Linked DNA regions of Homo sapiens: all the other regions are linked to region 2. A link is an interaction called in ENCODE POLR2A ChIA-PET data of the cell type or tissue named here. Cell type or tissue: OCI-LY7. All regions are shown on one strand. Each heading gives the region's core, and the rest is flanking DNA. Links, peaks and the distances in the headings are about the cores only.

Region 1 (8,135 bases), core at 2,152-7,151, 63 kb before region 2:
GAAAATGTCATCTTGTTCTTTTCTTTTTTCTTTCTTTCTATTTTATTTTTTTTTTGAGACAGAGCCTCACTCTGTAGCCCAAGTTGGAGTGCAGTGGTGCGATCTCCGCTCACTGCAACCTCTGCCTCCTGGGCTCAAGTGATTCTCGTGCCTTAGCCTTCTGAGTAGCTGGGACTACAGGCACATGCCACCATGCCTGGCTAATTTTTTGTATTTTAGTAGAGATGGGGTTTCACCACGTTGCCCTGGTTGGTCTTGAACTCCTAAGCTCAGGTGATCCACCTGCCTCGGCCTCCCAAAGTGCTGGGGTTGCAGGCATGAGCCACCTTGCCCGGCCCATCTTGTTCTTTTCTTATCCTGATTAACAGAGAGTTTGAGTTCCTTTCTATATGTTTATTAGCCAGGAAACAGGCATCATTTAATTCTGTGAAGGAGACAATGTAGCATCACTCTCAAAAATTCAGAAGAGGCCAGGCGCGGTGGCTCATGCCTATAATTACAGCACCTTGGGAGGCCGAGGCAGGCGGATCACGAGGTCAGGAGATCAAGACCATCCTGTCTAACATGGTGAAACCCCGTCTCTACTAAAAAAAAAAAAATACAAAAAAATTAGGTGGACGTGGTGGCGGGCGCCCGTAGTCCTAGCTACTCGAGAGGCTGAGGCAGGAGAATGGCGTGAACCTGGGAGGCGGAGCTTGCAGTGAGCCGAGATTGTGCCACTGCACTCCAGCCTGGGCGACGAGTGAGACTCCGTCTCAAAACAAACAAACAAAAAAAAGCTCAGAGTTGGAGGAAACAGACAAGAGTGAATGGAAGGGGATAGGTTTTGAAGTAAGACTGTAACTTAGGATGAAATGCGAGGGGGCCCTGATATTAAGACGCTTTGGCCTGCACTAACTCATACAGTGGGAAAACAGAAAATCTGGATTAGGAGTTGATAATTTAAGGGAAATGGGGTGCCAAAGATCCAAACCCTCTTTGTCTATGGGATGGGGTAAGGGTGGGGGACTATTTTCTGACAAAGAAAGAGATGACAGTGACTAGAAAGGTGATGGAAAGTAGGGAGAACATTCTAACACCATCATCCTTTATTCCATTTAAATCTTGGACTATTTTACATTGAATTACAAGGGAATAAGAGGTCATGTGATGTTTACCTTCCATAAGCTTCTTTATAGTTTTCATTTCTCTCCTCCTTGACCAAATCCCAGAAGAGAGAACACTTGCTGCTCTGGTGAAGAGGAGCTTGGTGTAAGAAGGCCAGTCAGTCTCTATGGAACATTTAGTCATTAGGGATGAAAAGCAGGGTTTATTGCGCACGTGTTATGTTCTAGGTCTGTGTCAAGCCATCTTCCTGGGCCACTTCATTTAATCCCTCGTTAGCAGATGCTCATATTTTTGTTTTATCAAAATCTCCCAAGGCCACACAGCTCTCAGGTGTCAGGTCTGGGATGTCTAGCTCTGATTCTACACTCTTTAGGTATCATTTTATTTTATCTGGTTCTCTAATCTGAAATTAAAAGTCATATTCTTTTAACTACTATTCATTTATTTTAAATTACACAAACATTACACGCATGCTTTTTTGTTAGGGGTACATGAAAACAGATAGAAATAAAATTCTTTCACTCCCTACTTCCTCTCTTCCCACTGTTTTTTTGGTAATGAAACATTCATAGTGATAATTGTGGTTAACATCCACCGAGGATTTACCTATGCATTAGGTACTGTGCTCAGCGTTTTTGCATTAATTTTCTTATTTGAATCTCACAACAACCTCCTAGGCAGCTACAGATATTATCCTCATTTTATAGGTAAAGAAATGGAGGGTCAGAGACTTTATTAGGGAAGCTAACACCTACCATTGTAGGTCTGCCTTGTTTTAACACCATGCACGTTGCATGTATTATCTCTTTTGATTGTCCCCACATTCCTAAGAAATGGGTACCATTATCTCCTCACCTCCATTTTAGAGCCCTTGAAGATTAAAAACTTGTCCGGTAAATGGCCGACCTGGATTTAACCACGTCTTTTCAACTCCAGATCACTCTAACACCGTGCCACTCTGCTTCCTCCTGGTCTCCCCTCTGGTGCCTCTTACAGAATAAGACTACATCTTCATTCACATGAAAACCCTTCCAACCCACTTCAGAGGGCCTACAGGCTTCTGTGGGTTTTTCTTTCTCTGGCTAACAATCCACAATTCCCTCTCCATTTTTTCATGTAATTTTCGATGGCAAAGCTTCTGTGGTTGTGGGCTGATTTAAATCCTTAAAGAGGGTCTTGTCAATCATTGTTCTCTAAAATTAGCATGACCCAGGGTAGCAATTTCTTGCCTCCACTTTATGGCTGCCTAGAATGGAGCTCAGAGATGTAGAGTGACTTGTCTTAAGATCACACAGCTGGCCAGGCACAGTGGCTCAAGCCTGTAATCCCAGCACTTTGGGAGGCCAGGCACAGTGGCTCAAGCCTGTAATCCCAGCACTTTGGGAGGCCGAGGTGGGCGGATCACGAAATCAGGAGATCGAGACCATCCTGGCTAACACAGTGAAACCCCGTCTCTACTAAAAAATACAAAAAATTAGCCAGGCGTGGTGGCGGGCACCTGTAGTCCCAGCTACTTGGGAGGCTGAGGCAGGAGAATGGTGTGAACCCAGGAGGCGGAGCTTGCAGTGAGCCGAGATCGCGCCACTGTACTCCAGCCTGGGGGAAATAACGAGACTCCGTCTCAAAAAAAAAAAAAAAAAAAAAAAAAAAGATCACACAGCTGAACAGCGGGAGAGCTAGGAGTCATACCCAGCTTTTAGAGATTTTAAACTGTGTCTGAGGACTCCTGGATGGGGGATATCTGTAGATGAGCTTCTTGCAGGAAGGGCATGACCCTCCTGAAATGATATGCATAATTGTATGTATGTGTGCACACACATTTTTCTGGGGCAAAGTCCAGGACTTTCATTCAATTCTCTAAATATTCTACAAAACCCCAAATGGCTAGGAGCTATAATTCAGTAACAAGTACAAGCACAAACAGATAAAACAACAGTAACAACTCACATGAAAATATGACATAGGTCCCACTCCCCCCAAATCTATTAGAGTGATACAAACTCATACCTCAAGATACCTAGGAACTCTGATCATACTTTTCGCCTATGGGATTAATTTTATTTCTTTATTTCTTTTTTTTTTTTTGAGACAGAGTCTCACCTCTGTCACCCAGGCTGGAGTGCAGTGGCATGGTCTCGGCTCACTGCAAGCTTTGCCTCCTGGGTTCAAGCGATTTTCCTGCCTCAGCCTCCTGAGTAACTGGGACTACAGGCACCCACCACCACACCTGGCTAATTTTTTTTTTTTTTTGTATTTTTAGTAGAGACGGGGTTTCACCATATTGGCCAGGCTGGTCTCAAACTCCTGACCTTGTGATCCACCTGCCTTGGCCTCCCAAAGTGCTGGGATTACAGGTGTGAGCCTCTGCACCCAGCTGGGATTAATTTTATTTCTTGCTTGGTAGCAGGAATGTGTGAAATGGCCCCCAGTTTCTCCCAAAAGGCCTCCTCTCTACTGGGTAGGGACTCCAAAGCCAGGGCATAAAAAGCTACATAACTATGCCATTTCCTAAATAAAATCAGGTGGGCTGGGATTAAGTTCCCTACTGATTGTATCTCAGGCTCATGTTCACTGCCTCTATAACATCCCAAATCCCTATCCTTTCTTTCTAGTCCTTTCTTCTCATAGCCTGTTGGGTGGCATTAGGTGGGAGTTGAAAGAGTTGAGTCAGGGAGTGCAAAGGCTCCTGATTATATCCTACCTCTGCCATTTTGTGAGATTTTTGTTTTTCTTGTAGAATCTCAGGTGAGTTATTTGTTCTATCCTTTTCTGAATCTCAGTTTCCTCAAAATGTAAAATGGGGATAACGGTAGTACTTATTGTATAGGGCTGTTAAGTGAGAAAATGCATGAGAAAAATGCCTAGTACATAATTACTGGCTTGTAAATAATAGTCATTAGGAAGAACTTCTATTTTTTTCTTTTCTTTACATCTCTGCTGCTATTCCAGATCACAAACCTTCATTTTCAGGCAGTCCAGCAGGGTAACAAGAGGCCACTTCTGCCAGCTCCCAAATAACTGGCTGTTCCTGATCAGTATATAGATACTTTCCAGTTTTATGATTTTTTTAAACTACTAATCACACTAGGGAAACAGCTGAGGAGTGACAAAATCACAAACCCAGAGAAGTTACAAAAGCTTTTACAATCTCATAGTAGTAATTCTCAGTATTAGAATAAATCTGAGATTCTGAAAGCTTTTCACTGACCTCTGTTTAGATGGCTATGTAGAACTCTCAATTATTGGTTTTATTCCTGTGGGTGAATATCTTTAATTTTCAACTGCCTCTCAGTTGTTTTGTTCTCATGTTGCTCAATCTATTGAGGCTCCACTCTATAATTTAGGCTTGAGAATCAAGTTACAGCTGAAAAAGAGCTGTGGTCCAGTTTGCCATTCTAATGCTTCCAGGTTTGTGTTATTTATTTTACAAAGCAACTCTGTGTACATGTCTTCTAGTTCAATGCTCTCCTCCAATTTTTAGGTGGCTGGTCTGCAGATATCAACCAAAGAAGCCCTACTTAGTGTGGCAAATTCTAATCTCCACTCTCTGGATGCCAGATATAGGGCTCAGAGATGTAGAATGATTTATCCAAGGTCACACAGCTAGACAGAGGGAGAACTGGGACTCACATCCGCATTTCAGGGATTTTAAACTTGTGTCTATGAACTTCCAGGGGATGTAGGGGGGAAGTCTTGTCTGTAGAATGCTGGGAAACTAAGAAGATAGGAAATTGAGACCCAGAGAAGGCCAGGGAATTGAGAGAAGGCTTGTAGTGAGTTAGGAAGAGAGCTAAGGCAAGAGGCCAGTGGTCCTGACCCCGTGCAGAGTTGGTCTTTGTTCCCAGATGGGCAGCCACTGTTTCTCAACAGAGCTTTCTTGAAGGCAGGTTCCTTATTTACATATGAGGTTTCACTTTTCTTGTGCCCCAAATGAATCATTATACCTGTAATCAGCAGGAAGTCAAAAACTGTAGCACAAATTCAAGTTGAATGCACTGAAAAACACACGAGGACTTTGCTGTCAATATTCAAATTGGGAAAAATGAAGATTGCTCTGACAATAACAACATTTTTCTTTCCTTGCGATACTTAACAGTAGTTATTTCTTGGTCCCAGGGACAAGAATATGGGGGAGTGGGTTAGGGATGAGTTTAGAAACATTTTTTTCTATTACTGTATCTTTTTATTTTGCAAAGCCAGTTGAAGCTTCAAGGTCCAAAACAAGCTGGCCTTTCCATGGAGTTAAGGCATGCTCAGAGGGATATGTGGTTGCACATGGAATTTTAAATCTGTACCTTGTAACTCTGGCATTTGGTTTAGATATATGACAGTAGGTAATATATTTGGTTGCACTTTATGTGGCATAGGACATGTAAAAATGAGTAAGTCATGGCCTTCTTCTTTAAAGGGATCACACTTTAGTGGGATGGACAGGCTTGTGCATAACAAACCATCCTTTAGTGAGCTCTGCTTTGAGATAGAGGTAAGAAAAGGCACACTGGGGCCCAAAGATGGAAGAGGTGAAAATGAAAATGAGGACCAGGGTCAGGGCTGATTTTACTCATTGACCTTTGAATTGGTTCTTCAAGGAGAAAATGCTATTAAGGAGGGAAGAGCCAACAGGATGGAAGAACAGCATGAGCAAAGACGGAGAAATGTAATACAAGCATGATGTCTTTGGTGATTATTTAACAGTCTGGTTTAATCCAAAAATAGAGATAGGAAGCTGGTAATGGTCTAGGTTCTTAAGGGGCTTGTATGATCGACTAAAGAATTTATATTTTATTTCAGAGTCATGAGGAATTGTTCATTTTTTTAATTTTTTTTAGTATTTATTGATCATTCTTGGGTGTTTCTCGGAGAGGGGGATTTGGCAGGGTCATAGGACAATAGTGGAGAGAAGGTCAGCAGATAAACATGTGAACAAAGGTCTCTGGTTTTCCTAGGCAGAGGACCCTGCGGCCTTCCGCAGTGTTTGTGTCCCTGGGTACTTGAGATTAGGGAGTGGTGATGACTCTTAACGAGCATGCTGCCTTCAAGCATCTGTTTAACAAAGCACATCTTGCACCGCCCTTAATCCATTTAACCCTGAGTTGACACAGCACATGTTTCAGAGAGCAGGGGCTTGGGGGTAAGGTTATAGATTAACAGCATCCCAAGGCAGAAGAATTTTTCTTAGTAAAGAACAAAATGGAGTCTCCTATGTCTACTTCTTTCTACACAGACACAGTAACAATCTGATCTCTCTTTCTTTTCCCCACATTTCCCCCTTTTCTGTTCAACAAAACCGCCATCGTCATCATGGCCCCTTCTCAATGAGCTGTTGGGTACACCTCCCAGACGGGGCGGCTGCCGGGCGGGGGTGCCCCCTACCTCCCAGATGGGGCAGCCGGGTGGAGACTCTCCTCACTTCCCAGACGGGGCGGCTGCCGGGCGGAGGGGCTCCTCACTTCTCATACGGGGCAGCCGGGCAGAGGCGCTCCTCACCTCCCAGATGGGGTGGTGGCCGGGTAGAGATGCTCCTCACCTCCCAGACGGGGCGGCCGGGCAGAGGCGCTCCTCACATCCCAGACGGGGCGGCGGGGCAGAGGCACTCCCTACATCCCAGATGATGGGCGGCCAGGCAGAGATGCTCCTCACTTCCTAGACGGGGCGGCGGCCGGGAAGAGGCGCTCCTCACTTCCCAGGCTGGGCGGCCGGGCAGAGGGGCTCCTCACATCCCAGACGATGGGCGGCCAGGCAGAGACGCTCCTCACTTCCTAGATGGGGTGGCGGCCGGGCAGAGGCTGCAATCTCAGCACTTTGGGAGGCCAAGGCAGGCGGCTGGGAGGTGGAGGTTGTAGCAAGCCGAGATCACGCCACTACACTCCAGCCTGGGCGACATTGAGCACTGTGTAAGTGAGACTCCGTCTGCAATCCCGGCACCTCGGGAGGCCGAGGCGGGCAGATCACTCGAGGTCAGGAGCTGGAGACCAGCCCGGCCAACAGGGCGAAACCCCGTCTCCACCAAAAAATACAAAAACCAGTCAGGCCTGGCGGCACGCGCCTGCAATCCCAGGCACTCAGCAGGCTGAGGCAGGAGAATCAGGCAGGGAGGTTGCAGTGAGCCGAGATCGCGGCAGTACAGTCCAGCCTCGGCAACAGAGGGAGACCGTGGAAAGCGGGAGACGGAGACGACGGAGAGGCAGAGGGAGAGGGTTCATGTTTTTTGAGTAGGGAATGGCATTTTCAGTTGTTTTAGGAAAAATTGCTGTGGCAAGGGTGTGGAAGATGTATTAGATGGGAGTAAGGCTGGAGTCTCCTGCAATACTTCAGGTGAAGCATGAGTGTCTAGATTAGAATGATAGCAGCAACAACAATAGAGAGGGGACGGAGTAACAGCCATTTAGCAATTAGGAGTCAGAAGACTTGGTGGCCTAAATGGAGAATGAAGGACGGCTAATTCTCTGCAGTTGGGAGAATGGGTCAATGTGTGGGTTAACTGGTAAAGCAGCTCCATGAGGAAGAGTTAAGTTTGTGTGTGAGATCTTGAGTTTGAAATGCCTCAGAAGTGTCTAACAGGCAGTTGAAAGTGTGGGTCTGGGCTGACTCATGGATGCTTGGGTGGGTGTCTTTGCTAATTGGCACTTATATCTGGTCAAAATAATTACTACACTGATTCACATTATAAGTGCTAAATAAAGACTTGCCAGTATACCAATACTTTCATGTATATTCTCTCAAAAGGGGTAGTGCAAGACTAAGGATATAATTTGGGAGGTCATTGCTCATAAATGACACTTACTGAGTACTTATTATATGCCAAGGCTTGGCTCAACGTGTCTAGTGCATTGTCTCATTGTGAGCAATTGTCTGAATCTATGAGGCAGATTCTATTATAAGGTCCACGATAAAGGAGAAAAACTAAGGCTTGAAGAGGTTAAAAAATTGTCCAGAATTTGAATCCCAGGTCTCTTTGGTGCTTGAACCTGAGCTCTTACACACTTTATTGTCTTGCCTCATTAGCACAGGAGGGATAATGGAAGCTC
Region 2 (8,135 bases), core at 1,234-6,233:
ACTTGGTCGTCTTTTGGTAGAGATAATTGCCTACTTGATGAAGGCTGTTATAGGGGATAGGACTCCTTCTGTTGTAAATGGCAGAAACTCAGTCAGCAAAACATTAAGAATTTATTGGCTTCTGCAATTAGGAAGGATGAGAGGTACTGTGGAATGCATGGCTTAGGACAGCCATCAGGACTCCCAGCTCTCAGCCTGCTTCCTTCTCCACTGTCTCCCCCCTCACTGAAGGCAGACTCTGTTGGTCCCCATGAGCACATTTGGTGGAGTCATTGGCCACCCCAAACTCATAGCCTTCTAGTACCATCACAGCAGAGAAAAAAGGCAGTCTTCCTTACCTGTTCCAGCAGAACCCACCCTCCCACCATCCACCTCTGGAGGAGATTGTTAGGGTCCTAGTCCATCCTAGTCCATCTCTGAATGAACTACTGTAGCCTTGGAGCTGGGGTTCTCTCTTTGGGCAGGATTGAGTGGTACCTTGGAGGTTAGGAGAAAAGGTGGAGAAGATTGTTCTCATAACTGCAGGAGAAAATGTTTTCGTTATCCAAACCCACAAATACGCTCAGTATAATCACACCCAAAGTATTGGACATAGGAGATACTTATGGCTGGAGTTCAAAAACACAGAGTAAGGTGTAAGTAAGGGAAAACTTTACAGAGAGGCTAGAACTCAAGGCAGACTTGCAGTTTTGGGAAAGAGTCATTGAGGCACTGGAAAAGTAGAATATTTTAAAGATGGGTCTTATGAGATGGAGAGTTTTGGAGAATGGAGACCTAGTCTTACATAGTATTTATAGTTATGGGGATCTGGTCTCCTTGGCATACAGTAGGTGCTCAATAGTTCTTGTTGGACAAATGCTGATTAGCTACCACCATATAGCATTTTGACTACTGCTGCAGACTTTTAGCTCAGGAGTTGGCTTTTTTTTTTTTTTTTCAAAAGGCCAAATACTAAATATTTTTTGTAGGCCATATAGTCTCTGTCGGAACAACTAAACTCTGGTGGTGGTGTGTGGGACTAGCCAGAGATAATACATAAACAAATGAGTGTGCAGTGTTGCAATCGGACTCTACTTACAAAAACAGGCGGTGCAGCAGATTTGGCTTGCAGGCTGCAGTTTGCTGATACCTGTACTCACTCATGTCCTGGCTTTCATCCTTACCAACCTCCAAGCCCATTTCGTACATAGCAGCTAGAGCAATCTTTTTCAAGATGTACTCAGAGCATGTCACTACATTGCACTAAAAAGTGGCTGCCATATTTATTTTTGGTAAAAATGCTAACTCCTTAATGTATATCCAAGTCTCTGCCTGGCCTGGCCTCTGTCTACCTCCTGAACCTCATCTGGAGCTCCTTTTCCTCCTTAGTGACGTGCACCAGACACTGGATGTCTTCTGTACTTGGGAGTTCGACAGCCTGTCCTACTTCACACCATTGCACATACTGTCACCTCAGCCTGGAACATTGCTTCTTCCCTTGTTTCTTATCCTTCACTTCTCAGCTAAATAGAACTTCCTCATAGACCTCATCTGTAATCCCCCGGTCTAAACTGGGCAATGCTCCCTTGCCACTGTGTTCTATCTATACTATTTGTTTTTGTTCTTGTCTTCCTAGAACACTTATCACTATGTGTAGTTATTCATCCATTTGTTAGATTACTTCTTTGTTTTTCTTCCACTAGACTAGAAGCTCAGGGAAGGCAGGGACTATGTCTGTTTAGATCACTCTTAGGTACTTAAGGACCAGGTGTAACGTGGTCCTGGTATACTGCAAAAGTACAAGGTATACTATGGAGCTCTATAAATGTCTGAATGACTACAGAAATGTAAAAGTAGGATTGACAGTTTTGTTTCTTACCTTAATCTTACCTGACTTCAGATTCAAAATATGAGCTGTTTATATGACAAAATCAGAGTCCATTCAGGCTGTCCAGGACTTCTCATGATCATGCTAGCTGATCATCTCTCTCAGCAATTTGGATGTTTGTTTGTTTGTTTGTTTTGTTTTGAGACGGAGTCTGGCTCTGTTGCCCAGGCTGGAGTGCAGTGGCACAATCTTGGCTCACTGCAAGCTCTGCCTGCCGGGTTCAAGCGATTCTCCTGCCTCAGCCTCCCGAGGAGCAGGGACTGCAGGCGCCCGCCATCACACCCGGCTAATTTTTCTATTTTCAGTAGAGATGGGGTTTCACCTTGTTAGCCAGGATGGTCTTGATCTCCTGACCTCATGATCCGCCCATCTCAGTCTCCCAAAGTGCTGGGATTACAGGCGTGAGCCACTGCACCTGGCAGCAATTTGGATTTTTTTTTCCAAAATTATGACATATGTGAGCTGTAGGAGTTAAAAAATAAAAACAAAATAATAAAATTATGATAGATTTCAAAATGTACAGAAAAAGAGCTGTGTGCCTACCACTCCGATGCTATTTCTGTTTGTTTCAGATGACTTCTATATTGTAAACATTTTAATTTTTAAAATGTTATACATTTATACATTTTTTCAGTAAAAAGCAATTTTATGTTCTCCTTGGGCTTTGTTTCCTGAAGCGGCAATTATTTCTGGGAAGATCCCAGTTGAGAAAGTCTCTTTTCAGCACTCATATCCTGGGCCAGTGCGTGTCTTCTTCCATTCTTAGTATAATACTTCATTATTTATCTTCTTTCCACTTCTCCCCCAAATATGAAGCTAACAAAGCACAGTTACCTAATTTTGGATAGTTTTCAATGTTATTGTAAGGGACAGGCTAGTTGCTAAAAACCTAAGCTAAGGAAATAAACTGAAATCAAACATAAAATTTAACCGAGTTTTCTTACACAAGGCAAGGTAGAAAAAACGTTGCTGTCTTTCACAGACTCATAAAAGCAAACAGTGATTCTTCAGGAAACAGACTGTTTCCTTCTTTAATATGAATGATAACATTCATTTGTCTTTCTCCCATGGTTTTTATTTTTTACTTTATTTTTATTTTTTTGAGATGGAGTCTTGCTCTGTTGCCCAGGCTGAAGTGCAATGGCATGATCTCGGCTCACTGCAACCTCTGCCTCCTGGGTCCAAGCAATTCTCCTGCCTCAGCCTCCCAAGTAGCTGGGATTGCAGGCTCCCACCACCACACCCAGCTACTTTTTGTATTTTTAGTAGAGACGGGGTTTCACTATGTTGGCCAGGCTGGTCTCAAACTCCCAACCTCAGGTGATCCGCCTGCCTCAGCCTCCAAAAGTGCTGGGATTACAGGCATGAGCCACCATGCCTGGCCCCATGCTTATCTATCATTTTCTTTGTAGTTTCCACCAGCAGCCTCCTTACCCCCATGGGATTTATATCTTTTACGGTTTTTGATGCTGAGCTTCCTGGTGTGTGTCTGGATAAAGCACTCACATTGGCACCTGCTCCTTCATTAGCCCTGAGTGTGTGAAGACAAAAAGACTGAGATCCACAGGAGGGTTACTGTGAAGCTCCCAATGTAACTGTAGGAGGTGATTTTCAGATATTAAATCCTTAAAACTCACAAAGCTTGCCTGAGCCACAAGAGGTCAATAGTTAATATTCTTTTCATTTTAACAGATGGCAGAGTAAACCACAGAGCAGCTGTGACTCTCACTACCAGGAGCTGCCAAAAGAGATTTTTGAATAGCCCTAGGCTGTCTTGGTCCTGAGGTTTCTGCCTGTGAATGAGGCACCTTAGATAAATCCTCTACTGTGTGTTGGGGAGAAAGCCCTCTCATCTGAGGAAATCTTAACAGAGGACTTTGGTATAACACAGTGGCATGTAGCTGGGTTTAAATCTCACAGGTATAAGTTATGAGCTGCATGACTCTGGGCAAGTTACTTAACCTCTCTGTGCTTTATTTTCTTGCCTGCATAATAGAATTATTATTAGGTTGGTATAAAAGTAATTGCATTTTTTACCATTAAAAGTAATATTGCATCACCTCATTCAATTGTTATAAGAATAAAATGAGAGAACACATGTAAAATGCTTCAGACAGCATCTGGCATATTGTAAGTCCTTGATAAGTGTTAGTATAACTTGAAACCCCGTGCAAAAGTAAAGCGCTGTGTTGGCAGCCCTCCCTGCTGTCCGCCAACTAATTGTGTCCCTGAAATATTTTCATAGAACCCCTAAGACTTTATAGAGCACCATGTGACAATACTAGACTTGCTAGTTTTCCTCTGGGCTTTTCAGATTCCTTGGTCTATTGGGGACTAGCACACTTGTCCTTCCACATTGAATTTTAAGATGAATTAAGCAGCTGCCCCATGGTTCTCAGGAGTCACCAGTAGTGGCTCCAGAACAGAACCAAGCCTTCCTAACAGCCCTGGAATGTCAACACCCCAGGGCTGTTAGGAAGCATCCCTTCCTTCCTGGATGGAGTAAGGTGGACAAGCCAAGGGTTCTGGCCTACCCACTGTTGGTCAGCTCCTGAAGAGAGAGCTTCTTGTCTCCTGGAGCATCCCCTTTGAGTCTCTTGAGGTTCACTAGAGGTGGGGACCCACAGCTGGCTCTTCTCTGGCTTGCAGCCCTGGTACTAGGAGAGAACTTCACATCCCGGAAGACAATGAGACTGTTTGCAAAATCATTGTTAGGATATCAGATGCCCAAGATTTTCTTCCAGATGTTCTTGGAGGCTGTTTTAAGAACTCATCCACTACCTCTTACCACCCCCACCTGGTTTTTTTCTCCTCACTCTTCATGCAAGTCCGATACCCTTTGCTGCATATCCTGTGGCAAGTTGACAGCACCATCTAACTTCTTGCTTCTCTCTCCTGGTTTACTGTCTGTTTTTGACAATCGGGCTTCAATCACAGGTGGCCTTGGAGGAGACTGTCCATCATGACCACACCACTGGCCCTGCAATTCTCCACAACACTGGGCTGTTTCATTTCTATCCAATTGGCCAAGTTCATCTTTGTCTTCTCAAAGTTTTTTCCTGCCACACTGCTGCTCCTTCCTTAATTGTCTAACCTTAAGTCACCTTGAGTATTGACATCCTGAATGTACCCTGTAAGGAAGCCAAGGTGTCCATGTATTTGTGAAATCTGATTTGCATGAGTGGACACAATGGGAATGCCAGACCTGCTGTGTTTCCTGGGAAATTCTTTTAAGCTTGTTTGACAGATTAAGCTATTTCCAATGAAGAAATCCACCTGCCCACTCCAACATTGGTCTGATGGTTGAGAGCAGGTCCTAAGAGTTTTGAAATTTAATCATCTTTCTTTCTTATATGGTTTGTGGAGAAGAAAACATTTATAGAAATATTTGCCAGCTCTTTTTGGTACCTGAATCCATATATCTGAATGATATGTTTTTTTCTGGCACAATAAAGGGTAGAGAACATAGGTCTGGGTTGAAGTATGGGGTAATTGTCTAAAAATCAAGGTAGAGTCCCCAGCTTTACCTCATATTCAACAAGTGACTTTATCCCAGTCACTTTCCTTCTCTGGACTTAGTTTCATCATTCAGCAAATGGTCCTTCAGGGGTATTGTAAGGACAGATGTGATGGTGTACTTAGCTTAGTACTTGGCCTTCAGCAGGCAGTCAACAAATGTCAGTTTCTCAGTGGGTTCCACATTTATTCAGAGAGAGATTGAATACGATGCTCATTAAGTAGGACATCTAGTTTCATTTGGAGGTAAATTTATTTTTTAATTTTGAGAAAAAAATCCCAATGTATAAAGAATAATCACTTTTTTCCCCATCAAATAGAATTAACATTATTGTCTTGAGCATTGACACCCCAATATCAATTCTACCTAGAATGATTTGTCTAAGGCAATTATACTGACCTCAATTCCCTTGCTAGTATTTGGAGAATAAGTGTATTTGGTTTAGGAATTGAGTGAGTGACCCAGTCCTCTCTTGGGACTTTTAGAAATGTTTCCTAACCCCTGAGAAAGAAACATAAGAAGGCATTTACCCTTTCTGCCTATGTGATACCTAGAACTGTGGCAGCCACCTCATGGCTATGACGGGCTTCAGCATGGGGTCAAAGTCACCACACTGAGGATGGCAGAACAGAGGGATAGGACAAACTTCTTTCCTTGATGTCTCTGCCAAGCCGTGACATTAATCAACCCTGAAAATAGCTCTACTTTTAAATTTCTTATTAAATTATTGTTTAAGCAATTTGAGTCAGTTTTCCTATTGTTTGCAGCCAAAAGCATCCACTTGACATAATAATTACTAACATTTACTCTATCTGTTCCCACACCAAATTACACATTGTGTTAATTATCATTGCTTAATAGAAAGTCCTGATACCTGGTAGGGCAATCCCTGTATTTTACTCTTCTTTTAAAGAAATGCCATGATTATTCTTAGTTCTTTGCTCCTTTATACAAATTTAAGAGATTCATCTTCTATATTTACACATACAAACGAACATACACCCTTTTAAAAGTTAATAATAACTACTAAAACATTAACAACAGCCTTGTCAGGATAATTTGGAGAAGAACTGATATCTTTATAATACAACATAATATGTCACGTTCACAGTATATACTCGTTATTTAGGTCTTGAATGTTTTATAAAAATTCTTTTTATTAATGTTTTATACTTTATAAGTATCTGTTGCTATTATAAAGGGGATTCGTACAGTATTACCTTTTCTAACAGTTGCTCACATATAGGAGCAGAGTTGATGTCAGTTGATGTCAGTTTTGAGGTATTGACTTATACCTCAAAACCTTTTGAATTCTTATTTGTGTTGATCATTTCTGCTTAGATATTTTTCATTTTTTACATAAACAATGTGTTCTTTGGAAAATTTACAGGAAAGTTGCAAAATTAAAATGGTATACAGTATACTTACATAGTGTTATATAATAAAGAATTTGGCTGGATTTGTCCCTGGTTTCTGGGAGGTAACCTCTAAATCCTTAGATTGTCTTGAGTAATGGGAGTGTCTTAGTTACTCATGGTGGGTCCCTGGCACCTGCCTGAGTTCAGGCTTAAGGAGAAGAATCAGGGTGGGGCTGGCTATGGCAGAAAAACCATTTGTGATTAGATGGTTGAGATTTAAGTCAGGTGATATCAGCCTGATCTTTAGGAATAGGAGACAGGCTGGAGATTGCGTTAAAGGATATGGCCAATGATTGAATCAATTATGCCTATGTAATGAGACCCCTGTAAGAAGTCGGGACATTGAGGTTCAGGAGAGCCTCCCTGATTGGTAATTGATTGGTAATCATACATGGATGTACCAGGAGGGTGATGTGTCCTGAGGACATGGAAGCTTCTCATTTGGTGCCTTCTTAGACCTGATCCTATGCATTTTTTTTTTTCATTTGGCTGGTCCCAAAACCTGTAATTGAAAGTAAAGTCATCCCTTGGTATTCTTGGGGGATTGGTTCCAGGACCCCAGCAGATATTAAAAACCAACACATGTTCAAGTCTTGTATATAAAATGGAATAGTATTTGCATGTAACCTATGTACATTTTCCTGTGGAGTTTAAATCATCTCTAGATTACTTATAATGCCAATTACAATGTAAATACTAGTTACACTGCATTTTAAAATTTGTATTATTACATAGCATTTTCCTGGGTTCTGGAGTTGTTCCAGCAAGTTATCAAACCTGAAGGCATAGTGGGATCTCCTGAGTTAATATCTAATTGGTCAGAATTGTGGCTGGCCTGGAAACCCCAGAGCTTGTAGCTGGTCTCTGAAGTGAGGGCAGTCTTGGAGAGGACTGTGTCCTTAGCCTGTGAAATCTGACTCAACTCTGGATAGTTAGGGCCCGAATTGCATTGCAGTACCCTTTACTCTGATTCATCTGTCATTAACATCTAACCCTGCATGCTTTATCATTTGTTGTATTCCTTTATTTCTCCTTTTTTACCTCTCCCTAAATACTTCAGCGGTATTTTTGAAGAATACGGATATTCTCTTACAGAACCACAGTACAGTTATCAACATCAGTAAATTTAACATTGATGTTGTACTTTACAATTCATAGTCTAGTTTTATCACTTGACCCAAGATCTTTTATTTCATTTCTTTAGTACAGGATCCAGTCTAAGGTCAGGTATGGCATTTAGTTGTCCTGTCTCCTTAGCCTCCTTCAACCAGCAACATTTCTACCACTTTATTTTTTCTTTTATAACATGGGCATTAAAAAAAAAACCTTCTCT
Region 3 (8,135 bases), core at 18-5,017, 56 kb before region 2:
GAACAGAGAAAGGCAGAGGAATGAAGGAAACCACATTTGTACTCACCAATGCCATTGTTAGGAAGAAAGAAATTGGATGCACTTGATTTCAAAGTCAACATCTTTCATGAGGTATTAACAGATTTGTTTTATCTCTCATGCCCAGTGCTGTTCACAGACTTGAATCAGTTGGTAGCCCGGCTGGGGGATAAAGGAAAAAGACAAAATTGGATTCTTATTATTTTTTCTCACAATAGCATTCTAGTCTACCAACTGTACAATTTTTTATTAATAACATTGGAATTGAATCCATGTAATTCTAGCATCTAACAGCTCACCTTCAGAAATGTCAACCAAATAAGATCAAAGAGAATTGCCAAGCTTTAAAAGAGGTATGTCCATGTAAGACAAACAAAGAGTGAAAAAGAAATAAGGGGTGAGCTGTTGAAATAGAACACAAAGCCAGCCCCGAGATAGGTCCTCATTGATGGCTAACAAACTGAGCTGGGTGGCCCCTCTGTAGGCCAAAACATCTCTCTGATGCAGAGCCAGGGAGGGGTTTCTAGGCACTGGAGAGGTCTCTGATTTCACAGCGGGTAGAATAAAAGAGTAAACCTCAGTGTGTTCTGCAGTGTGGTCTCTCTCTCTGTTTTCTGCCCTATAAACAAGTCAATAAATAAAGGTACAAACGCCCTTTGGTAAGATCTACCATCTGTAACTGGGGGCTGTTGAACCCTGTGATACTCAGCAGTATATTAGAGAGGAAAAGAAGTGGAACCTGGAATCAGATGTCATTGCCCTACCATTCACTAGCTCTCATTATTAGCTATGCAGCCTTGGGCAAGATATGGACCCCTCAGAGCTTTCATTTCCTCCTCTTTCAATAAGTCTGCCCAAGTTTACTTAGCTCATAGACTCATATTAAAGCTCCAATGAGATAATGTATGTGAAAGTGCTTTGTGCACTTTCAGATGCTTACATTGTACTCACAATAATAATCATCGATAATAATGATTATTAGAATCTCTTTTCCAAAAACTGTACCCATCCAGGTGGTACAGGACTGGGGTTTCATTTCCTTTTTTTTTTTTTTTTTTTCCAGACGGAGTCTCGCTCTCTTACCCAGGCTGGAGGGCAAGGGCGCCATCTCGGCTCACTGCAACCTCTGCCTCCCATGTTCAAGCGATTCTCCTACCTCAACCTCCTGAGTAGCTGGGATTACAGGCACCCGCCATCATGCCTGGCTAATTTTTTTTTCTTTTTTTTTTTGTACTTTTGTAGAGACGGGGTTTCACCATGTGGGCCAGGCTGGTTTTGAACTTTTGACCTCAGGTGATCTGCCCACCTCGGCCTCCCAAACTGCTGGGATTACAGGCGTGAGCCACTCTTCCCATTGTATTCACTCTCCAGCACTCATCTTGCCACATTTTCCAAAGTCCATAGAGCCCAGAGGATAGGAGTTTGGGCTTTGAAGTTAAATGATCCTGGCTCCAAGATTTGCTCTGTCCCTTCCTACTATGCAACTTGAGCAAGTTGCCTGACCTCTCCAGGCCACAAGTTTCCCACTGTGAGATGAGGGCAGTAATGGGAACTACTGACGAGCATTTTCTGAGAATTAACTAAGAACATGAGAAGTACTTCACATTGTACTTGGCATGCAGTAAGTGCTCAGTATATGGTAGCCATTTATTATTATTGTTGTTGTTATCAATAATTCTGAGTGTTTTAGGTCAAATGCAGATCTTCCCACCTCCCTCAATCAAGATTAGTTAATTTATTTATTTCTGTTTTTGAGATGGGGTCTCGTTCTGCAGCTCAGGCTGGAGTGCAGTGGTGTGATCATGGCTCACTGCAGCCTTTATCTCTTGGGCTCAAGCGATCCTCCTGCCGCAGCCTCCTGAGTAGCTGGGACTACAGTCATGCACCACCATGCCCAGCTAATTTTTTTTTATTTTGTAGAGATGGTGTCTCCCTATGTTGCCCAGGCTGGTCTTGAACTCCTGCGTTCAAGAGATCTGGCCGCCTCGGCCTCCCAAAGCGCTGGATTACAAGCATGAGCTACCGTGCCTGGTCTCATTGAAGATTTATTGATCAGCTAATGTGGGCAAAGCCCAGTGCTAGACATTGCCCTCCAGAGGAGAGTCCAGTGATGAAGGATTAGGAATGAGGTCTTATCTGTGCTTTACTGAGACCCTCAGCTATTGGCACATGAGAACAGAAGCCTAAGGAGGTGACTCTAGGCTCTCACAGGGTTGATGAGATTTTGTTGCTAGGGTGTCTCAAGGTTGATGAGATTTTGTTGCTAGTGGAAGGTTGAGGCCAAGGTTCAGAACCAAGGTGCCTCTTGAACAATGGTGTTCTAGAATCCCTGGTTTCCTTCTATCTACCTAATCTGCGTGAAATGTGACAGTATCTCACCATTTCTTTCTCTTTCTGAACCACATTGGGTGCCAACAGAACTTGCTCTCTGTTCTCTTTCAAAATTACCAACATGGACCCCACCCAATTCTTCCCTTGGAACTAAGGAACGCCTGACTGATGTATGTAATGCTCTGTTGATTTATTCATTTCAGTGTATATATTCATTTAAGTGTATAAAAACATGTAAAGTCCTTTAGAATTTGAAGCAAGCATGCGAATTCAATAAATGTGTGCTTCCACTTTCAAAAGGAGTTTTGAAATTCCGGATTTGTATTAGTGCTGCTGGGAAAGGTCAGAAAATATGAATTCTGAGTAGAGGTCAGCAAAATACGTAGTCCCTTCCTTTGTTATTTACTGTAAAATCTTGCGCAAATGAACTTTTCTCTCTAGATTTCAGCTTCCCTCTTGACAAATTAAAAAAAAAAAAGAAATTGGAGGAGACAATTTCAAATCCCTCCCAACTCTTAAACATTCAGATTGTGATTTTTGGATTCTTTTGCTCTTTTGGATTTTTTAAGACCATATCGCCCATGATCCACAGGGGGCAGCGTAAGCCCGAGGCTACCCATGAAAGAAAAGAAACTGTTCTCTGAAGGCTTGCACTTGTCACTTCTAAAATTCTAGGATTGCGTTGAAGTTGTATCTTTGAGTTGACTTATTTCAGAACTAATTTTGTTTTAAACATAGGACAGATGAGTCCCAGCATCTATGAATTCAATGATGAGTCAACATATGTGATATCTGTTTTAAAATGCACCCACTGAGAAGACAGAGTGCTCTTCTTTTCCGTTGATTTCTGGCTCGAAGCTCACTCATTCGAGAATTTGTGTTTTCAAGTAGGATTATAATATGCTTTTTTTCTTTTCTGTCAGATTCGTTAAGAACATTTTTTTTTGAGTCATTCAGAGTTGGGTTCAAATTTCCTTTGTTTGTGTCACCTTGGGCAATCAATGTAACTTCTTTCAGCCTCAGTTTACCATCTGTAAAATGGGTTTATGAACATTAAATGTGATAATTTGGCCAGGCATGGTAGCTCACACTTGTAATCTCAGCACTTTGGGAGAACGACTTGGGAGGATCACTTGAGCCCAGGAGTTTGAGACCAGCCTGGTCAACATAGCAAAACTCCATCTCTACCAAAACAAAACAAAACAAAACAAACAAACAAACAAAAAAAACCACACACACTAGCTAGGTGTGGTGGCACACACTTGTAGTCCCAGCTATTTGGGAAGCAGAGGTGAGGTGGGAGGATACCGTGAGCCAGAGCCTGGGAGGTTGAGGCTGCAGTGAGCCCTGATTGCACACTGCACTTAAGCCTAGGCGACAGAACAAGACCCTGTCTCTAGGTTTTTAAAAAATTATAATTTATACAAAGTGCTTATAACTGTGCCTGGCACATAGTAAGAGCTCAATAAATGTATTCAAAGAGGAAGTCTCTGCTAATTTTAAAGCAAGTTTCTATGAATAGGATGGGAACGGGGATGATATTAAAAGTGGATTCTTAAAAGATCTTCTTGTCTAAAATTGTAATGCCATTTCAGAACTGCACATAGCACAGTTCTAATTAAGTGACAAAGCAGGTTCTGGTGTACCACGGTAAGCATAGCCATGTTGAAAAGGAAGTCTATTATTACCCTAACTTCTGAAGGCTCTTACAATTAAATTAATTCCTTGATACCATGGGGGTTGTTTTTGCACCAGTAGACCAATAGGGATCTGCAAACTTTTTCCGTAAAGGGCCAGAAAGGGCCGGGCACGGTGGCTCACACCTATAATCCCACCACTTTAGGAGGCCAAGGTGGGTGGATCACAGCTCCTCAAGGTCAGGAGTTTGAGACCAGCCTGGCCAACATGATGAAACCATATTTCTACCAAAAATACAAAAATTAGCTGGGCCTGTAATCCCAGCCACTCAGGAGACTGAGGCAGGAGAATCGCTTGAACCTGGGAGGTGGAGGTTGCAGTGAGCCAAGATCGCACCACTGCACTCCAGTCTGGGAGACAGAGTGAGACTCTGTCTCAAACAAAACAAAACAAAACAAAACAAAACAAAACAAAACAACACTCTCACCCATGAACAGATAAAGAGATTATCACTGTTACAGTTTGGACTATATCCTTTCACTTTTCAGCTTTTTTTGGGGGGGGGTTGGGGGGCGAGATCTCACTCTGTTGCCCAAGCTGTAGTGCAGTGAACCAGTCATAGCTCACTGCAGCCTAGAATGCCTGGCTAATTTGTTACAAAAATTTTTTGTAGAGAGAGCATCTTGATATGTTTCCCAGGCTGGTCTCAAAGTTGTGGCCCCAAACGACCCTTCCACCTTGGCCTCCCAAAGTGCTAGAATTACAGGCATGAGTCACCACCCTTGCCCAGTCTTTTTAATTTTCCTCATAACAATAGATTATTGTTTTTCACAAAAACTTTCAATTTTTTCTTTTCAAAATCATTCTATATTCTTTTAAACTCACTTTAAATTTCATTAGTTTCATTCAAGAAATCTTTACCACAAAGCTGCTATATACCATTCATATATTCGATAGAACAATGTGAAATGGCTGATATTTAAACCATTTTCTTTTCTTTTCTTTTCTTTTCTTTTTTTGAGACAGAGTCTTACTCGGTTGCCCAGGCTGGAGTGCAGTGGCACGATCTCAGCTCACTGCAACCTTCACCTCCCAGGCTCAAGCCATTCTCTTGCCTCAACCTCCGGAGTAGCTGGGATTACAGGCACCCACCACCACGCCTGGCTAATTTTTGCATTTTTAGTAGAGACAGGGTTTAACCATGTTGGCCAGGCTGGTCTTGAACTGACCTCAGGTGATCCATCCGCCTCGGCCTCCCAAAGTGCTGGGATTACAGGCGTGAGTCACTGCATTCAGCCCTTAAACCGTTTTCTTTAATGCTTGTTTTCAAATAATTTTCGTCTCACGAGAACTTGCAAAAATAGTGCAGTGAGGTTCTCCTATATATTCCTCCAGTGTCCCCCAATGATCACATCTTACCTAACTATAGAACATTGTCCAATCCAGGAAACTGACACTGGCACAATGTAATTAACTAGTATATTAACCCTCGCAGGCCTTTGTTGGGTTTTATATGTACTTACTGTTAAAAATTCTTTGGACTTAAAAAACAAGCAGTATATATCTATTGTGCAGCTTTCCATGTCAGTACTTTTAGATCTGGAGGGTGTCCTTTTTTGGCTGTGGGTTACTGGGTTTCTAACACCTGTCTTCAAAGTTTCACATAGAAGGTCGCTTTGACGCTGCTTCAGGGAAATGATAAACACCCCAAGAGTTTGCTCTTGCCTCAAGCATCGTGGAGTTTCCAGTGATGAACACATGATACAAATAATATTTTACCATTGAAAAGTCACATTTGAGAAAATTTAGAAATTAGACAAAATTAAAATGGTACTAGGAAGAATAATTTTAATTGTCTTGATATTTCTACTTGAAAGCAGGTGTATTTAGTCTTTATGTTTCTTTTTAGTTTTCTTTGGGGAATAAGTATGCAAATATTTAAGAATACATAATTGTATTTCTGTATGTATTTTTAAGTATTTGCATACTCATTCCCTATACTAAGCGTAGTTTTATATCCTTTTAAAAGAATACTGTGTAATGATAATTTTTCTCAGTAAAATTCTTTGAAAAAAGATATCCAGAATTAGAAAGGTTAAAAAGGATATAGGAGATCAGTTGGTGAAATATTAATATTTTCAGATGAAGAAACTATGGCTCAGAGAAGGAAAGTATCTTAGCCAAGGTCGCATAGCCAGGAAAGTTGACATAAATACTTAGTGATGGCAGAGAGTCCCAGGATGCCACAGTGAGGAAGGCTGAGGGGCAAGCCCTTGGCAATACTCCAAGATCTAAGGTTAAGTGTTACAGGAATTTCATTTTACCAGAGTGCCCATGCCTACCAAGAACTCAAGAGACCAAAATACAAGCTAGAAAGCCAATTTACTAACTTACAGTAAGAATTCTAGCTGCCAAGAGATCTAACCTGTAATCCTCCTGTAAATGTATTCTCATCCTATAGAAACATCTAATATTAACCAGAAGGTTTGGTGAATCCATGGACCCAGGAAAAGTGGAGTTAATGTTAAGATTGTTTTGTTAATGTTTAAATTTTAATTAATTTAAGATACATCATACACACTCATGGAAAAAGTACAAAGCATGCAAAAAATGTTAACATGAAAAGTCAATCTTCCTTTCATATCTTGTGCCTGTCCCAGAACAACTGTTCTTTTGGAAGGTCTTAGGAACCACTGTCTCTGTATTAGTTTCTTGTTGCTGCTGTAACAAATGACCTCAAACTTACTGGCTTAACACACAAATTTATTATCTCAGAGTTGTGAAGGGTAGAAGCTCTAAAATCAAGGTGTTGGCAGGGCTATATTCATACTGGATTTGTTAGGGGATAATTTGTTTCTTTGCTTTTTCTAGCTCCTAGAGGCATTCCTTGGCTTGTGACTCCTTCCTTCATCCTCAAAGTCAGCAGCATAGCATCTTCAAATATCTCTCTCTCTCTGTGATCTCTTCTTCCTTTATCACACATCCTCTGACTTCTTCTCTAACTTTCTTGCCACCTCCTCATAAGGACCCTTGTAATTACATGAGACCCACCAGATAACCCAGGATAATCTTCTCATCACAAGATCCTTAGCTTAATGACATTGCAAAATATCTTTTGCCATGGAAGAGAACATATTCACAGTTTCTGAAGATTAGGACATGGACATATTTGGGTGTCATTATTTTGCTGACCACAGTCTCCAAACTACATTTGAGAGATGAATGACTCCTTCTTCTCTAGACCAGACTAATAATGTGTTCTGATGAAAAATAATGTATTCTTGTTATTAAGATGCTTATTTATATTTGTTTACCAATTTGTTCAGTACATTATGAAATATATCCTTCTGGAAAATGTTTAAAAGATAAGGTATAAATAAATGTAAATAGAAGTTGTCATTTTCCCCACAGCCAGTGGATTGCCTGCTACACTCATGGTGAGTACCGAGCCCTCTTTAGAGACCACTGTCCTAAACTATCCTTTTTCTACATTCAGTGCAAATCACTGTCCTGAACATTCCTTTCTTCTGTCAGTAGGACATGCTATTTATATGGTACAAGGCACTTGAACTCCAGCATAATGAGGTTGTTAACAGTATAGGTATTTATGTCAGTCAAACAGTTCAAATCCCAGCTCCACAACTACCACCTGTCCAACCTCCATCACATTGCTCAACCCCATGGGCCTCATTTTTTTCACTGGCAATATGGCATAATGTCTGTCTCATAGGGTTGCTTGTGAGGATTAAATATTCAGTGTGAGGCTGGGTGCAGTGGTTCATGCCTGTTATCCCAGCACTTTGGAGGCTGAGGCGTGCGTATCACTTGAGGCCAGGAGTTTGAGACTGGTCTGGGCAACATAGCAAGACCCTGTCTCTACTAAAAATACAAAAAATTGGTGGTGCATACCTGTAATCCCAGCTACTTGGGAGGCTGAGGCATGAGAATCGCTTCAACCTGGTAGGCGGAGGTTGCAGCGAGCCAAGATCGTGCCACTGCACTGCAGCCTGGGTGACCGAGCGAGACTCTGTCTCCAAAATAAATAAATAAATAATGTTCAATGGAATTTTAATAACAATATGACATTAGATTTATACTCTTTGGAGTTTAATACTAGGATCTTTCGTTGGATTTAGTCTTCTTACCTG

Evidence for each region. ChIA-PET counts read pairs that join two places held together with the same protein. Peaks named below come from ENCODE experiments on the same cell type or tissue, not always from the same donor. Only the 100,000 strongest peaks of a DNase experiment are listed, where the experiment ranks them.
Region 1: POLR2A ChIA-PET joins it to region 2 with 12 read pairs; 3 of 35 experiments call an interaction of 5 or more read pairs at or near these places.
Region 3: POLR2A ChIA-PET joins it to region 2 with 26 read pairs; 3 of 35 experiments call an interaction of 5 or more read pairs at or near these places.

The regions. Positions count from the first base shown.
Region 1 is chr5:156,939,118-156,947,252 of GRCh38, reverse strand. The region is part of intron 5 of TIMD4 (T cell immunoglobulin and mucin domain containing 4); the gene reads left to right. Among named protein-coding and RNA genes, the nearest start is that of TIMD4, 20 kb to the left of the region's middle. In OCI-LY7, for the core only: no CTCF peak of the experiment used is centred there; a DNase peak (open chromatin) is centred at 5,022; H3K4me3 peaks cover 1,348 bases; H3K27ac peaks cover 1,946 bases.
Region 2 is chr5:156,875,269-156,883,403 of GRCh38, reverse strand. No RefSeq gene overlaps it. Among named protein-coding and RNA genes, the nearest start is that of PPP1R2B, 29 kb to the right of the region's middle. In OCI-LY7, for the core only: a CTCF peak has its summit at 3,530 (motif pointing right); a DNase peak (open chromatin) is centred at 3,603; H3K4me3 peaks cover 687 bases; H3K27ac peaks cover 4,172 bases.
Region 3 is chr5:156,929,875-156,938,009 of GRCh38, reverse strand. The region is part of intron 5 of TIMD4 (T cell immunoglobulin and mucin domain containing 4); the gene reads left to right. Among named protein-coding and RNA genes, the nearest start is that of TIMD4, 29 kb to the left of the region's middle. In OCI-LY7, for the core only: CTCF peaks have their summits at 999, 1,198, 2,735 and 2,941; DNase peaks (open chromatin) are centred at 839, 2,959, 4,053 and 4,618; H3K4me3 peaks cover 1,735 bases; H3K27ac peaks cover 5,000 bases.